2 separate regions of the Homo sapiens genome follow, and region 1 is linked to region 2. A link is an interaction called in ENCODE POLR2A ChIA-PET data of the cell type or tissue named here. Cell type or tissue: MCF 10A. All regions are shown on one strand. Links, peaks and the distances in the headings refer to the core of each region. The heading gives the core; the rest is flanking DNA. Region 1 overlaps SPTBN1 (spectrin beta, non-erythrocytic 1). Region 2 overlaps SPTBN1 (spectrin beta, non-erythrocytic 1).

Region 1 (8,337 bases), core at 133-8,132, 140 kb after region 2:
GTGCTGGGATTACAGGCATGAGCCACTGCGCCCAGCCTACATCCACTTTTGAAAACAAAGTTTACTTTTTCAAATTATAGAAGTAACATATGCTTACTGTAGAACAGCAGAAAATACAAAACAGCTCTGAGACAAAAGCAAAAATCACAAGGAATCTCATCCATTCTCCCCTCCCCCAAAAACCTTAATATTTGTAGTATTTCCTTATCCCTTTTGTATATTTTTCTACATAGTTACGGTAATTCCATTTATATAATCTTGTGTTCTGCTTTTTCTCCCTATGTTAAAAACCTTCCCATGTTATTAGAAGGTATTCCATAATAATATTAAAGTTTTTATTAATATAGTAAATAATACTTACATATTTCCAGGCACTAGTCTAACTGCTTTACCTATAACTTATTTAATCCAACCAACCCTATATGGTCTGTACTATGATTATCCTGATCTTACTGATGAGGAAACTGAGACCGAGAAGGGTTAATGACTTGCTCAGGGTCACAAAGTGGGCCCATGGTGAAATCAGGTTTTAGACCCAGGCACCACAGCTCCACGGTCAGCACTTTTAACTACACACTGTATTGCCTCCAGAATATATAGTCCACCCTGTAACTTACCAATGATGGACTTTTAGGTTATCACCACTTAAAAAAATCATAGTAATGTTACAATAGACATCTTTATAGGCATCTGAAGCACTATTTTATCTAAGCCTATTCAGACAGCAAAACTTTTACCAGTTCAACAAGTTCAATTTATTTTCAGCTAGCCAACAACAGCTGTAGAAACATCTAAAATGGCTAGCATTTCATACACCAACTCATTACTCCACCTACCAGTGGTATGAACTTCCATGTGGGCCTCACCTGTCCACCCTGCTGCCATCTGCAGCAGACTCCAATGTTTCCGTCTGCCTTCACACTGCAGAAGGAGCCAGTTAAAACCCTGGGTCTGTCTGACTGCATCCCCCAGTAGATATAAGCAAATTCCATAGATTTTTTATGTCTGGAATATTTTAAATGCTAAGCTTATTTGTTCCTAGTCCTATAAGCTTGTGCCAGTACAAGGCATACAGACGAGGAGACAGAACATCCCATATACATGTGTAAAATTTAAAATGAATGTTTTTCTAATTCAGACAATAATCCAGAAAAGGAACATTTGAGTATTTAACTTTTTGCCTGCTTATCGTATAATGAATGACTGAATTCTCCTGCAAGGTTAAAGGAATGCACACTCTAAATTAATAGATGGTGGGAGGTGAAAACTATCCAAAATATATTTTCACATGAGGGGACCAGATAATGGTATGCTAAGTAAAAAGGAAATGGTGGCCTGTAGTTCACCTCTCCTCAATACAATTTACCAGTTCAGTTATCCAAGGATGTGTGTGTATGTGTGTGCGTGTGTGCTTAAAAAAAAAACAAAACTGGAGATGTCCAATAAAAGGGAAAAGCAAAAACAGAATTTTGATACTTTAGAAGTCATAGGCTCAATAAAGAAATTTTCCAACATGGCAACAATGCCATATAGAATTCATTTGCCATCTGAAAGTGAAAAGATCAATACATCTAAAAGAAGCTGCCCACACACGCATTTTCCAAGAAATATTTTTCTATGTTATAAAAACACAAAATATGGTTTTTAACATATTCTAAAAACATACCCCAAATAACCTCAATTCTATTGACCAAAAAGTACAGTAATTACAAATTATAAATCTCTGTATAAGGCACTTACATAAAACCAGAAATAATGTTTCTATACAAGGAGAGGACCTCTAAAATACATGTAAAATACGGAAAGTGACAAAGCAAAATTCAAGACTTACACATATGAAGACAGTGAAACAAAAGAAACAAAGCCATTTTCAGGATACGCTACAGAGCTATGAAATTATCACAATTAGTCTCAATCTAAACGTCTAAAGGACTTTAAGTTATGGGATAATTAACATATCTGTTAATATCATCTTTTAGGAAATCCTTTAGTATAGAAACTTGGTTTGTATTTAAGCCTCTCAAAATAAAGTTAACTCACTGTTTCCATCTACTATTTAACATGTAACTCACTGTTTTCATCTGCTATTTAACATATAAATCCTGGAAATTCTTAGTTTACTTCCAATCATTAACCCAAATACTGCATTTTTAAAAATGTCATATTCAGAGCACCCAAACTAACTGGCTGTTTAGATTAGTCCCACAGGCAGCCCCAGCCCCACCCAGGTACCCACACCCCCTGCAACCTTGATCACATCACCATCAGGCTCAAGTCTGTACAGGACCCATTTCAAAGACCACTCCCAACCCCCCCTGTTTTTACCACTCTGACTTAAAAAACAAGCCTTTCTATTGAAAAAAATTGAGAGACTACAGTTAGACAGTGAATTAATTACAAACAAGAACTAAGTACTGCAGACAAACTACCAATGAGCTTACTAAGAAGTCTAAAAGTGAATCAGCTAAGACAAGATTCCACAGCAAAGTAACCAATGCCTCTGACTCTGCCTCTCTAATGTGTTAGTGTTCAAACATCAATAATTCCTTTCCAAAAGCCTATCAAACATATAAAATATAGGACTTTTAAAAAAAATCTTCAGGCTGGGCGCAGTGGCTCATGCCTGTAATCCCAGCACTTTGGTAGGTCCAGGCGGGCGGATTATGAGGTCAAGAGATCGAGACCATCCTGGCTAACATGGTGAAACCCTGTCTCTACTAAAAATACAAAAAATTAGCTGGGCGTGGTGGTGGGTGCCTGTAGTCCCAGCTACTCAGGAGGCTGAGGCAGGAGAATGGTGTGAACCCAGGAGGCGGAGCTTGCAGTGAGCCAAGATCGCGCCACTGCACTCTGGCCTGGGCGACAGAGCGAGACTCAGTCTCAAAAAAAAAAAAAAAAAAAAAAACATCTTCAGGGCCCCAGTTTTTATTCAAACTACAAAGACTATATATTTTTCAGTGAGTTGGGTGAGCAGAGCAGAAGAACTACAAGTGAAGTTTCAGATAATGTGCTAATAATTAGTCCAGTAAAATCATTCAACATAAGATGTTACAGAGAATTATATCTTCTTCATATGCTCATAAGATGTTTTAAGACAGTTGGAACAGCAAAAAAAAAAAAAAAAAAATCGATAAAAAAGAGGAAAGCACCTCTTGGTAACACATTCAGAGGAGCAATTTTGCTCAAAAGAAATGCCAAGTTTCAAGATATTTGTTAACCTGCAGCTATTTTAAGGCAGGCCAAGGCTGCATTAGTGCTTGTCACACAGCTTGCTCCCAACCTCTTGGCAGTTCTCCAACACATTCCAACATTTGATGCACAGCCTTGCTGGAATCACGTCCCACTTATCTCTAAAGACAACCAAGTAAGATGTTGCTGCATTACACAACCAACCTGCCATTTATTCCCATCAGGTCACTTTGCACAATGCCTGACTGAAAAAAAAAAAAAAATCAGACCACCATCTGAGTGAATGGAGCTTAGTCCAAAAAGATACAAGTCACACTCAGCCAAAAAATATGTATCAGAAAACTGCTCAACCTGGGGAGAAATGTCATGCCTTACTGCCCAAAGAAAGGTTAAGCACTCACCAAGTAAGGAAGGAGAACTGATACCAAGGGAAATGAGCAAGATCAACTAAAGATGGTAAACCTTAGAACCTTACTCATGCCACCACTGCCTACATTCTGTTCTTTTTGTTTGTTTTCGTAGAGACCAGGTCTCACCATGTCGCCCAAGCTGGTCTCAAACTCCTAGGCTCAAGCAATTTTCCCACCTTGGCCTCCAAAAGTGCTGGGATTACAGGCATGAGCCACCCCACCTAATCCCTACATTTTGAAGATTATTAATTGAGTACATTCTAAAGCAGGGGTGTCTAATCTTTTGGCTTCCCTGGGCCACACTGGAAGAAGAAGTGTCTTGGGCTATACATAAAGTAAAACACTAATGATAGCTAATGAGCTATAAATATCACAAAAAATATCTCATAATGTTTTAAGAAAGTTTACAAATTTGTGCTGGGCCACATTCAAAGGCTGTAGGTTGGACAAGATTGTTCTAAAGGATAATCTCAGTATTTAATGAGCCCCATTAACTCTGCGAAAAGAACAGTGTGGGGTTTGAGACAGGTTCTTTCTACTCTGCCCAGGCTAGTCTTGAAGCCCTGGGCTCAAGAGATCCTCCCACGTCAGCCTCTCAAGTAGCTAGGATTACAGGCACATGCCACCCTGTTCTGGTGAACAGAACAATTTAACATAGCAATACATCCTCTAAAAGTCAGTGTACTCTCTAATTTTTAATATTTGGCAAAAACGAAAAAAGCCCTCTTCAGAAACAAAATGGAATGTTTTTTGAAGCCATTCAAATGCTGCTACATTCCATTCTTGCTAAAAAACATATTTAATTAGCACATTTGAGACTCACGCTCTGCACAGCTGCACAACATTCCAGAGATAGGCCAGCTACCGATACACTCTTTACATGAAATACCACTGACTTTAAAAGTTGAGGAGACTGAGAAGCAGTTCTCAAGTATGACTCACTAAAGATAGGTTTATTTCACGTGAACAAAGTTTCCTTTAACAAGAGTGTAGTCCAGTGAAAATACATACTATAATTAAGAATAAAAAATGCATGTACACATGTACCAATAAAATATTTCTTCACAGCCGGAAAAAATATATATAAAAAATTCAAATGACAGACAAGAATAGTCTCCCTTTGAAACAAGACGATACATCAGCCTTCTCTCTAATTAAACTTTTACCTTTTATGAATTAAGCAAGATTTCTAGAACTAGGATGAAACCTATGTCAGAAACACACACTTCGAAGGCAAAATAGGCCTTTCAAAATAAGAAATCATCCTGATTATCAGGGAAACTCGGGATTTCCTTTAGCCCTGGGTGTTGATTTAAAAACAAGCAAACAGACAAAAACCTACCTTTGAAACAGAGAATGAAAGACAGGATGTGTGCTGGTTTCTTTCCTTCCGAAATGGCAGGCAGATCTCTTTGCTCCAGGCTAGAGGCACTTCCCCAACTCCACCCCAGGAGATAAATTGGGTATTTAGGGACAACTGGCAGCACAGACTTGTCAATCTTGCTGTGAGAAGGACCAGGCCCCTCTCAGAGAAGTCACCTGACTGATATCTCTGACCACAACTCATCTCCTGAAATAGTGACAGGTATTCTCATCTGCTCAGAGGACTGGCTAAGGCCACATTCCAGCCCCCTACCCTCCTCTAACCTAGGCCGCTGGGACCACTCTGGGCACTGCCTGGTCTTGTTGCCATCCCAAGTGTCAAGACCTAACATTTGCAGCTGCCTCAAGATCAAGTTGAGACTCCTACACCAGGCTTCAGGCAGCTCAGGCACAGTAACCATCAAGCATTTCCCTTGATGGGCTTTGGCCACCTGCAAACAAAATGATTCCCATCAGGTTAGGAGTTTCAGAAGAATCCCTTAGTTGGAGAAAGTCCACCCAGCCCAGCTCAGATTTTTCCCTCTTAACTGTGAAAAGGGCCAACACTGACCTTTAGTGTTTAAACCCCAGAAGAAGGCCATTTGTCACTTTTCCTTGGGGCCCATTACCCAAATGAGACTAACAGCAACCCCCAAGTTTCTAAAGGAAATTGCTGGAAAGAGCTTTTTTTATCTTCCAATGAAATATTTCTCCCCTCTTCCCACTCCCTCTTTTCCTTCAGCAGATACGGAAGCCGTTTTGGCACCTTCCTCAGAAAGAAGCCGAATACTAGAGTTAAAGGCAACAAAGGCCAGCAAGTCACCTCCATCCATCTGATGTCCTAAAGGCTTAAAGAACTGGCTTGCATAATCAAATAGAAATAACGCTTTTTCTTCTTGAAACAGATCCTAAATCCCAAGATAGAATTGTAAAGAATCCAGCTAATACAAAGACCCCAAGAAAGCTGAGCTCTAGTATATGCTTTCATCAGTTACAACCAAACCCAGCCCAGTAAAATTTATTACACTTAAAACCAAGATTATAATAACCACATCCATTCCACTGCGACACATTATGGGATAGGTATTTCAAAGACTCTGAAATCAGAACACAAAAGTAAAATCAGATGTTGTCCGAAGCATATGGAGATGTCTCTCAGGGGAATTAATGCAACTGTGATGGGAATTCCCTTCAGAACAAAACAGAAAGCACATTATCTAATGAGAATTTAATTTCTGGTATTTTTCCATTGTAAAAAGACATTATTCATAAAAGAGAAACAGCTATAATAAACAAATTTTTGAATTCTTTCTTCCTTTCCATTTTTCTTTAACATCCCACCCCTAAAACAGCTCAGGGCAACAGATAGTGTTCATGCTACAGCTTTAACTATAGACCAGTCATTAGATTTTATGTTTTGCCATGCAACATGCATAAGCTGCAAGAGTGCTGAACATCATCATGTCATTATAGAGACTGTCAAAACTCTACATCTTCAGTTTAAGATTGGAGGATTGGCCCTTAATATGTATGTGTGAGATGAAGAAACATGCACAGAAAAAAAAGGCTTAAAAGAGAAACACTAAAATAAATAAATAAATATATATACACACATATTTTTTTATTTTTTTATTTTTTATTTTTTTATTTTATTTTTTTTGAGACTGAGTCTCACTCTGTCACCCAGGCTGGAGCGCAATGGTGCGGTCTCAGCTCACTGCAACCTCCACCTCCTGGGTTCAAGTGATTCTCCTGCCTCAGCCTCCCAAGTAGCTGGGACTAGAGAAGCCCACCACCACACCCAGCCAATTTTTGCATTTTTAGTAGAGACAAAGTTTCACTATGTTGGCCAGGCTCGTCTCAAACTCCTGACCTCATGATCTGCCCGCCTCGGCCTCCCAAAGTGCTGGCATTAGAGGCGTGAGCCACCGCACCTGGCCGAGAAACACTAAAATATTAACTGTATGTTTCCGGGGTCACATAGTATCTAGTGATTTTAATTTTCTTCTTTGTATTCATCTTTAGTTTCCATATGATCTAAAACATCTATTATTTCAGTAATAAAAAGATATCTTAAAAATACTTTTGTATTTTGTTATGATGATTTTATACTAACTTATGCCTTTATGATGGTATATAGTCTTCATAAGCCATTCAAAAAACCACATATACTATGTGTATTAGCAGAAATTTAAAAAAAAAAATCAGGGATTCTAAGGTGGTAAAAATACAAAGACTATTTTAATTTTTAAAACTATTGTAATCACTATAAAAACACTCCTGGCCAGGCGCGGTGGCTCACGCCTGTAATCCCAGAATTTTGGGAGGCCAAGGAGGGTGGATCACTTGAGGTCAGGAGTTCGAGACCAGTCTGGCCAACATGGTGAAACCCGTCTCTACTAAAAATACAAAAATTAGCTGGGCATGGTGGCAGGCGCCAGCTACTCGGGAGGCTGAGGCAGGAGAATCGCTTGAACCTGGGAGGCGGAGGTTGCAGTGAGCCGAGATCGCGCCATCGCACTCCAGCCTGGGGGATAAGAGCAAGACTTTGTCTCCAACAACAGCAACAACAAAGTACTCCTATGTTTACAGGTTTCAAAATGCCGTGGAAAATGTTTAAACATCACAGATCAAAATAAATAACATTGTTTTAAGGAAGAATCTAAGTTTTCCTTCCCATTCAAGTAAATAAGATAAAGAGAAAAAAGCCCCCCCACCCCCAAAAAAATCCCCTATCCCTATCCCAGCCCAAGACTTTACAGCTGGTGAAGAACATTCCAGAAAAATGTACAGCCCTTCAACATTTATATTTGGCCTTGAGGCAAACACACTAGAACAAAATGTATCCCTGAAACAGCCACCCAAGAGTACTGTAGGGAAACGAAACTTCACCGAGAGCCAAAGGCAGTGGCCATTAGTGGCTGATTCCTCCTGGACAATGTTTCTGTCAGGCGCTCTCTCGGCCAGTTCTTAGAGCTTTTCCCACACTCTGCATAAGTAATGAACTGCCAAGGCTGTAACAAAAATGAACATTTAAACAAGGAATGAAAAGATCTTTCAAAAATTTCAGTGTTCTTTATATCTTCATTATTAATACTGCTTTTCCGTAAGTTTGGTAGAAAAAAATTGAACAGCAGAAAGTATATTTAGCTGGTAAATTATTTGATTAGTTTGTATCCAGCTAAAATGAGGTTTGGTCAGAAGTGTTAGGATATTTTTGATAAAGAACAAGAATTTGTTATTTCCTAAAACTTAAAAAATATGGAGAAAAAAATATACAGAGATGAAATCTTCTGCAATTCCATTACCCAAGATAACCAATGTTAATAGGCTCATGAACTTTCTAAGAATAAACATACTTTTTTTTTTTTTTTTT
Region 2 (8,337 bases), core at 194-8,193:
ACAGCCTCCTAACAAGGCCCCTGCCTGCAATCTCCACCCATCCCCATCCAACCTGCTTGCCACCTTCAGATAAATGTCAGCCAACAAGTATTCATTAACAGCCTATGCCAGGTTTTCTACTTTTCTACTTCGAGCACAGCTGCTAAGAACCTTCAATGACTCCCTGTTGCCTGTTGCCCCTATGGGGATCCCATCCACTAACAGAAGGGAATAGTGGTATTCCCTGCTATTACCCTAAACACCATTCCCATTGAATTGTTAGCCCTCAAGCATACCTTCTTCTTTCCTGGTTCTGCACCTTTGCACATGCTAGTAGCTCTGCCCGCACACGCTCTCCTTCAGACTCTGTTTAAATCGTATTCATCTTTCAAGGCCTTTTTGAGTGTCATCCTTTCCATAAATCCTCAAAAAATTCCCATAACCAAAATTAAGCTCTTCCTTTGATAACTCCCAAATGAAACAGACTGACACAAAACAGATTTTACATTAACACCTGGATGGTACAGATGCTAAAAATCCCACCTGTAATCCCTTGAGTCCCTACCTTCGGGGTCCAACAGTTTAGTGAGGCCGAGGTGCTGTTCTGCCAGATTAAATGCATTCTGCAGGTTGTAGTGTGCGTTAGATTTCTTTAGTTTGTCAAAATCTATCAGGTCAGGCCTGTGCAGAACAACAGTGGGACACAACAAAAATCATGGCTTGAAAAGAAATATGACTAATGAAACATGACTGTTACTCCAAAAAGGTTAAAATCACCAATTAGTGGAGTAAAACTCTAAAATATACTATCATGGAATCATCAAACAATGAAACCTGATTTTTGAATAAACACTTCAAAGTTAATTAAGAAAAAAAAGATTAAGGGAGAACCTGTTTATTCTGTTTGGAAGAATTTATATATTCTCCCATATTTTCCTCACATGGAATGCAGAAATTTCCACCACGGTGAGACAGTTAAGCCAACGGATATGGAAAAGTCACCCAAATCTGCTATGGAAGGACAGCAACCTTTTACCCCACGATTGCTAGGATGATTTGTATGGACTTACCGGTGTTTGTGTATCAGTGCATTGAAGGCCATGCCGTCCCTCCAGCTAGTGGTGAAATTGTGAATGTTGACATTGGGGTACCTGCCAAGGACAAAGCAGAAGGGAAAAGCAACACAATTACCACATGGAGGTTTATACTTTTGCCAAGTGCTTTGTTAATAAAAAGTCTGTAAGCATTGTAAAACCTAAAGCAGTGAATATCACTAAGGACAATCAAGTCAGAACAAATAATCCGTCAACTCGAGCCTGCCATAAAATAAAAATAAAACATGCATCCATGTGGCTTTTCTTGCTTGGTAATTCAGTCTCACAAAAGATGTGAACTGTGTCGTAGATTTAAAACACTACTCTTACTTAGGAAAAAGTGACGACAACCTAGACACCTCTGAGGCCTCTGCTTCCATTGGCTTTCTACTCTACCTACAAAGACACCAGGACCTGCAGTCCCTTGTCACACGTTACTTTGGGACAAGAAGTGGTGGGACTATCTGTTCAAGTGACACTCAGCTTTCTTTCTTCCATACGCCACTTAATTGGATGAAGTTTGTAAAAGTAGTACCTCCCTGAAAAATTTATGTGTGAAACTTACCCATAATGAATCAGCTATTCTATACCATATTGACTATTAATAACTTTATATCAGTAGCTGATTAAAGGTTCATACCTGACTTGACCCTTTTATTAGGCCATAAGCTCTTTATAGACATGATGACTTTTCAGCTAGCTCTCAGAATGGATGGAGTTCTGATTTTCATATTCTGAATTAATGTTCATTAGAGTTACATCTACACCTAAAGTAGTTCTGACAGTAAATCTAATTAACCTAAAATTGGGTCTCAGTAAGTACCTATGACCTTAAACCAATTTGCTAAGAACTCGAAGGCTTAGCATCAGTTGAGTCCTAACAATAGTAAGCAACAAAAAAGATGTGGTTCTCTAAAAACAACTTCACTGAAATTTCAATGAAAAAATAAAAGGGAAACTGACACAGATAATATTAAAAGGTTATGCTGTTGTTTACTGTGCAAAGAAAGCTCCCCAAAACAGAAATTAAAGGGTGAAGAAAACCTACAACTGTATTCTTAAAATATCATGGATATGATTCCTAAGCATGCTTCCAGGGTTTTCAAATTCAAAATATAATGCTCTCTGGAGCTTCCTTAATAAAGAGAAGGAAACTGATTATGAAGACATGACAGGTCTAAAATATAAATTAGAGCTCCTTTCATTCTGAGAGCTAATTGAAAAGTCATATCAACTGCTTGCGAGTTAACAAGACTTCCCAATGGAAGCAGTGGAAAAGATACCTGTCAACACCTTCTAAGTGATGACTGCAGTGGAATTCAGTCCTGGAAGAAGCAGCCCCAATACCCTCTTCATTCACACTCACCCAGCTGTCTTCATCTGGCACCACAACAGCAATGCATCCTTGGCAGATTTCTTCTCTTTGTTGTCTTCAGTTTCCACACTGATATCCTGGATCTAAGATTTACAAAGAAATATTAGACAAATAGATGGGTCAGCTGCCTAAAAGAACCACTGAAGAACAGGTCTGCATATACATAAAGAATAAACTGTAGATCATAGCCTTGCCCTGCAGACGATCTACCCTGTCAATGAAAACTGCTTCCTGAAGTCTGGGCTCACTTCAGAAACACAACGAAAACTACATTTTCTATGTCACACAGACAGAAGGCTGACGGGACTTCCCAGCACCTATCAGAGGTCATTTTTACCCCTGAGACAACCCATCTTTCCAGTGAGAATCTAGCACAGGGGTTCATACAGTGCATCTGGAATCTCACCAGACCCCCAGAAAAATACTGAGTTCGGTTTTTTTGTAAGTAAACATTTTTCACACCACGTGCAACCTTCATTGATGAGGGCACTGTGTGCACCATTTCCAAACTATTAGAGCAAGTGTGGGCTTAAACGCTGTGCTTCCATGGTGTGCCTTCATAAGCCGCTCAGAGGCAGCATATTTGCAACATTATACACAAAGCCTGGTCGGCTGGCACCAAAGTCAGACTGCCTGGATGTGAATCCAGGCTCCATCACCTACCATGTACCCTTGGGCAGGTTCCCCAGCTTCCCCATCTGAGGAATGGAAATAATGACAGTGGCTAATCTCACAGCACTGTTATGCACTTAAATGATATAATAAAGTGCAGAGCTCGTAATAAGGGTCTGTGAATGTTAGTTTTTAGATTAGGCGCCAACTGCCAGCTACGTAATTTTAGACAAATGCTCCAAATACACTTTTGTCTATTATATGAAAGTTTCCTCTTGTAGAGTAAAATGTGGAATGGAGTCAGGAGTGGATGGTGCTGGCCAGGAGTCCATCCATTGCCTCCAGCTGTAGCCATTTTAAGCTTCGCTGCTCTGTCATGCTCCCCACTACCTTCACTCCATTCAATCTACAAACACTTCCCAGAATTCTTTTTGAAAAACAGAGAAAATGAAGACAAAATATATAAATACAGGATTAAAAAGTTAGAAACTTTCAACTAGGAAAAACACCTGGGAATTGAAACAACTACATTAAAAAAAAATTCTCTATTTTTAATTGTGTTAAGAAGGTGAAGCCTGAGTCTGTATAAACCCCAGTCTCTAATATTAGGATCATTAGCTCAAGTGCAGAAAGGGAATGTGGAAGAACAACCCTCACTCAAGGGGTGAGAGACAGGCTCACCAGGAAAGTCAGGCTGCAACTTTACACACATTAACCCATTGGCTTTCTTATACTTCTGTGTGAAGGGTATCTGTTTCCAGATTTGCCCATATGGAAACAAAGCCTACCCTTCTGAAATGAAGACAGCTCCCTATTTAAACTAGGCAAACTTAGAGACTTCCACTCCAGTTTCTCACCATCTTTTACTTTTTTTTTTTTTTGAGACAGTCTCTGTCGCCCAGGCTGGAGTGCGGTGGTGTGATCTCGGCTCACTGCAATCTCCGCCTCCCATATTCAAGCGATTCTCCTGCCTCAGCTTCTCAAGTAACTGGGATCATAGGTGTCTGCCACCACACCTGGCTAATTTTTGTATTTTTAGTAGAGGCAGGGTATCGTCATGTTGGCCAGGTTGGTCCCGAACTCCTGATCTGAAGTGATCCACCCACCTTGGCCTCCCAAAGTGCTGGGATTACAGGCATGAGCCACCGCACCTGGCCCTTATACTCTCTTTTAAAGGGGCAGCATCATAAAATCTGTGTCATCATCAGTATTTAATGGACACTTCTATGCACATATAGGGTAGGCCATATCCTGGTAGCAATGAGAGCACACGCACGCACACACACACATACACACACACTGGGAACTTGTAAAACCGTATATTCAGGAGCTGGTGGAAGGAGAGACCGTTGTAGGTACACAGGGAAGCTTGACCCTATGTATCTACAAGGATATGTGGAGTATCCTTATAGATATGCTGGATATCTACAGCTGGGCCTTGGCTGATTCATAATCATATTATTTTTGTAGAATAGGTAATGTTTTAATAAAGCTGCTGGAGAAAGCTGAGTCATTTAAGACAACAACACTGCAGGCCACGCGGTAACATCAGCAGCCTATGCCTCTCACCTCAACAGAAAGGGAGAAAATACACATCAGCATTTACAAGTTGAATTATAGGAATATGCAAACTGGCAGGAAGCGAATTAGTCAATGACTCAAAGCAATTCACGCTGAGAATCCTGAAAAGGGCTGTGTGTGCCAGCTCCCTGACCTGGGTGCTGACCCGCTGTCAAGATAGCCCACAGTCAGGATGGCCTTCCACGCTCTGATTATTGCAGGCCAAAGCTAACAGAAATACAACATTTTACTCCATAAAACTGGGGTGAAGCTAGAGGAGTGTACTGCTAATAATTTCACCTCTGTTGCCATAAGACACAAGAGCAGTAATTAGTGGATTCAATGGCTACTCCATTTTCAAATCATTCAGGAACTAAATAACAGAAATGTAAGAGTTCTATCTGGGGAAAAATGTCCTTGATTGCTGTAATTAACTCCTTTAATGATGTTGTACCATCTTCAACAGTGGTTCTCTCTTCAGACCTACTTAATCAGAACTACTAGGGCTGGGCCCTGGGAACCTGAATTATTAAAAGGGTTTCCCAAAGGCATCAGATGATCAGCCAGCTTGGGAACCAGCCAGGCAGGAAGATATTTCTTCCTGTAACTCATTCTAGTCCCCTACCCCTTCTTCCCACATATATAATCACGACACTAACTGAAGCCCAATCGTAGGGCAAGTGAGAAGGAAAAGGGACTGTTGACAGGCTGATTTCAGAGTTTCAATAAGAAAACAAAGCAAGTTATAATTTGATTTTTCGTTTTTCCTTTTTGTGTGAGGTTTTTGTTTACCCAGAAAAATCAAAACAGATCTTTATTAAAGGGGCAGAACAGGAAGGAATGGCAAGAGAACACAGTCACTGAGGAGACAGGACTGTTAGAATATTTGTTCGCAGAGAAACCTGACACTATGGTACAAAGTTGTTCCTGCCTTTCCAATTTTAATTGGAACGCATGAGTACGAAGCATGAGCCTGGAGAAAGAACCAATAATCAGGCTCGTGGTGGTGCACAGTCCCAAAAGGCTGAGCGCTCTCTCTTAAGGGGTCAGAGGCACCCACTATAGCCCTGGCTGGCTGTGTCATCAGAGGCAAGGTTTCAAATTTCTGTGGGTCCCCGATTTCTTCATAAAGTGAAAGAAGTGGACAAAATGACCTTGAGAGTACCTTCCGGCTTAAAATACTTCTATACTTAGAGCCTTCCTCCTCAAGTATAACAAAACCCATAAAGCATCATCAATTCAAAGAAACACAAGAGTTTTGTACTTTCCTCCTGCAAACTGCTTCCTCACATCCAAAGAGAATGAGAAGGTGAAAATGGAGCCCACACACATGCCATAACCCTCAACAGCTTTGCCAAAAAATGTTCTGTAACACATGTCATAGTTGAGTGAAGTTGAGGCAGTCTAAGCTAATAACCTAGCATTGGCCACGTCCTTATACCTTTGCTCCTGAGAGCCAAGCAGCAGAGACCAGATGTTTAGAGCAGGTGCCAGCAAAGTGGCGGGCTGGGATGCAGCCTAGAAGCCCCTGGGCCGCTGAGATGTGTCTGACAGGAAAGCTAAGATTACCAGGGCTAGTACAATTGCAGGAGGATGTAGTAGCTTCCACGTGCCTACGAGGCAGCATTCAATTCTGAGGGCTGGATATGACACACATGACTCTGAGACATGCTTTCAACCTGGTCTTCCCGATCCCTCTGATACAGGGAGGCCAGCTCTATAACAATGCTCATACCTGAGAGGTCGGCCTAAGTTCTGAGCAACCCTGGGCAGAGACCCTTACCTGGAAGCGCAGGATGATGGTCCAGATGAGGCCAAGGGTCAGCCGGTGGTTTCCATCCACGATGTCATGGGACCCCATGTTCTCAAGATGGACTCTCTGCTCCTTCAGGAACTGAAGGGCCTTGTCCACATTCTCTAAGCAGTGGATGCGCATTCGTCCCTTGGTGGGTTTAGGCTAGAAACAGGAGAGCAGAGGTAGAGACACATCACCCAACAGAGTAGAGATGAACCCCGAGTTACTGCCTAGTCACATGTGCCCATTCATGCAATGCTCTCCCGCTCAGAGCAGAACATTAACAAACACATGTACTCATTAAGTCCAAGGACGGTATTTACCTAACGGCCACAGAAAAAAAGTTTACTTAAGGGGATGATAACTGATTCCTCTTTAGAGAATAGTTGTGGAGCTATATAGTTTACAAATGAGCATTTGTTTAAGTTCAGGGAAGAGAGAATCCAATTTTCATGGAGAATTTCAGCGCTACTGCTGCCATCCATACAATTTTTTTTTTTTGCAGGTGCATGACAAAACACCTGTGAGGATTTTCTGATTACTTGGAATGTAAAATTAGGTTTGCCACCTGCTGGCAACCCTTAAGCTTGGCTCAAAATGAAAACAGGGAACACAACCATCAAATCAGAAGAATTTCCAAGTGGTGGTTGTGTGTGGAGGGATGGGGTGAAGGTTAAGTAAAGAAGTATAACTTACTGAAAAGAAGGGGAAAAGGGAAAAAAATGAGTGTAGTGCAATTTAAATACCCCAAATGTTTCTTCCCTCTACCCAGTTTTATCAAAACGTAAAAGAGGCCCTTGGAAGGTGAACATTTTAAATAAAACAAACAAACAAAAAATATATATATAGAGAGAGAGTAGATAATGCATATGTGTATATATACATCTACTATAAAATATACTATTATAGAAGTATATATACGTCTCCTGTAAAAGCACACACACATCTACTATAAAAATATAGTAAATATACACAGTTGACCTTTAGTTGGGCCTGAACTATTCAAATGCACTTATACATGGATATTTTTCAATAAATAAACTGGAAAACTTTTTAGAGATTGGTGACAATTTGAAAAGATTCAGATGAATGGCCTAGCCTAGAAATACCAGAAAAATTAAGAAAAAGGTATGTCATGAATGCATAAAATATATATAGATGTTAGTCTATTTTATAATTTACTACCGCAAAATATATACAAATCTGTCATAAAATTAAAAATTATCAAAACTCATACACACAAACACAGATTGTAATGGCACCATTTGAGCAGTATTAAATCTTGGTATGTACTGTACTACTATAGTAATTTCAGAGCCATCTCTAACTCCTACTGTGATGAGCTCAAGTATTGTTGAGTGCCTACTTAAAATGCCTATGATGCTAATCATCTCCACGTGGTCTCTCTAGTAAATTGGGTATCACAGTAAAAAGCCATCTCTCACAGTTCTTGTGTATTTTTCACAGTGTCTAGTGCAATACTGTAAACCTTGACTAATATCATGAGACCCAAAGTGCCACTAGTGATGCTGGAAGTACTCCCAAGAAGCAGAGAGAAGTCATGACATTACAAGAAAAGGATGAACTGCTTGCTATGTATTGTAGATTGAGGTCTACAGTTGTGGTGGCCCACCATTTGAAGACTAAAAAAAGAAAAGGAAATTTGTGAAGCCATCCCTGAAGCTACACCAGCAGATGCAAAGACCTTGCACTTTTTTGTGAAATATCTTTTTATCTCATATTGAAAATGCAGCGTTTGGCTGGGTGCAGCAGCTCATGCCTGTAATCCCAGCACTTTGGGAGGCTGAGGCGGGCAGACTGCTTGTGCCCAGGAGTTTGAGACCAGCCTGGACAACATGGCAAAAACCCGTCTCTACAAAATAAATAAATAAATAATGAATTAATTAAAAATGCATCTTTTA

The links. ChIA-PET counts read pairs that join two places held together with the same protein. Peaks named below come from ENCODE experiments on the same cell type or tissue, not always from the same donor. Only the 100,000 strongest peaks of a DNase experiment are listed, where the experiment ranks them.
Region 1: POLR2A ChIA-PET joins it to region 2 with 5 read pairs; 2 of 35 experiments call an interaction of 5 or more read pairs at or near these places.

Annotation. Positions count from the first base shown.
Region 1 is chr2:54,466,591-54,474,927 of GRCh38, reverse strand. All of the region lies in intron 1 of SPTBN1 (spectrin beta, non-erythrocytic 1), which reads right to left. Among named protein-coding and RNA genes, the nearest start is that of SPTBN1, 14 kb to the right of the region's middle. In MCF 10A, for the core only: no CTCF peak of the experiment used is centred there; a DNase peak (open chromatin) is centred at 3,297.
Region 2 is chr2:54,610,401-54,618,737 of GRCh38, reverse strand. It overlaps SPTBN1 (spectrin beta, non-erythrocytic 1), which reads right to left. Exons shown (of 36, transcript NM_003128.3): 4 at 6,404-6,577; 5 at 2,440-2,531; 6 at 1,050-1,130; 7 at 545-660. Among named protein-coding and RNA genes, the nearest start is that of SPTBN1-AS1, 56 kb to the right of the region's middle. In MCF 10A, for the core only: no CTCF peak of the experiment used is centred there; a DNase peak (open chromatin) is centred at 4,667.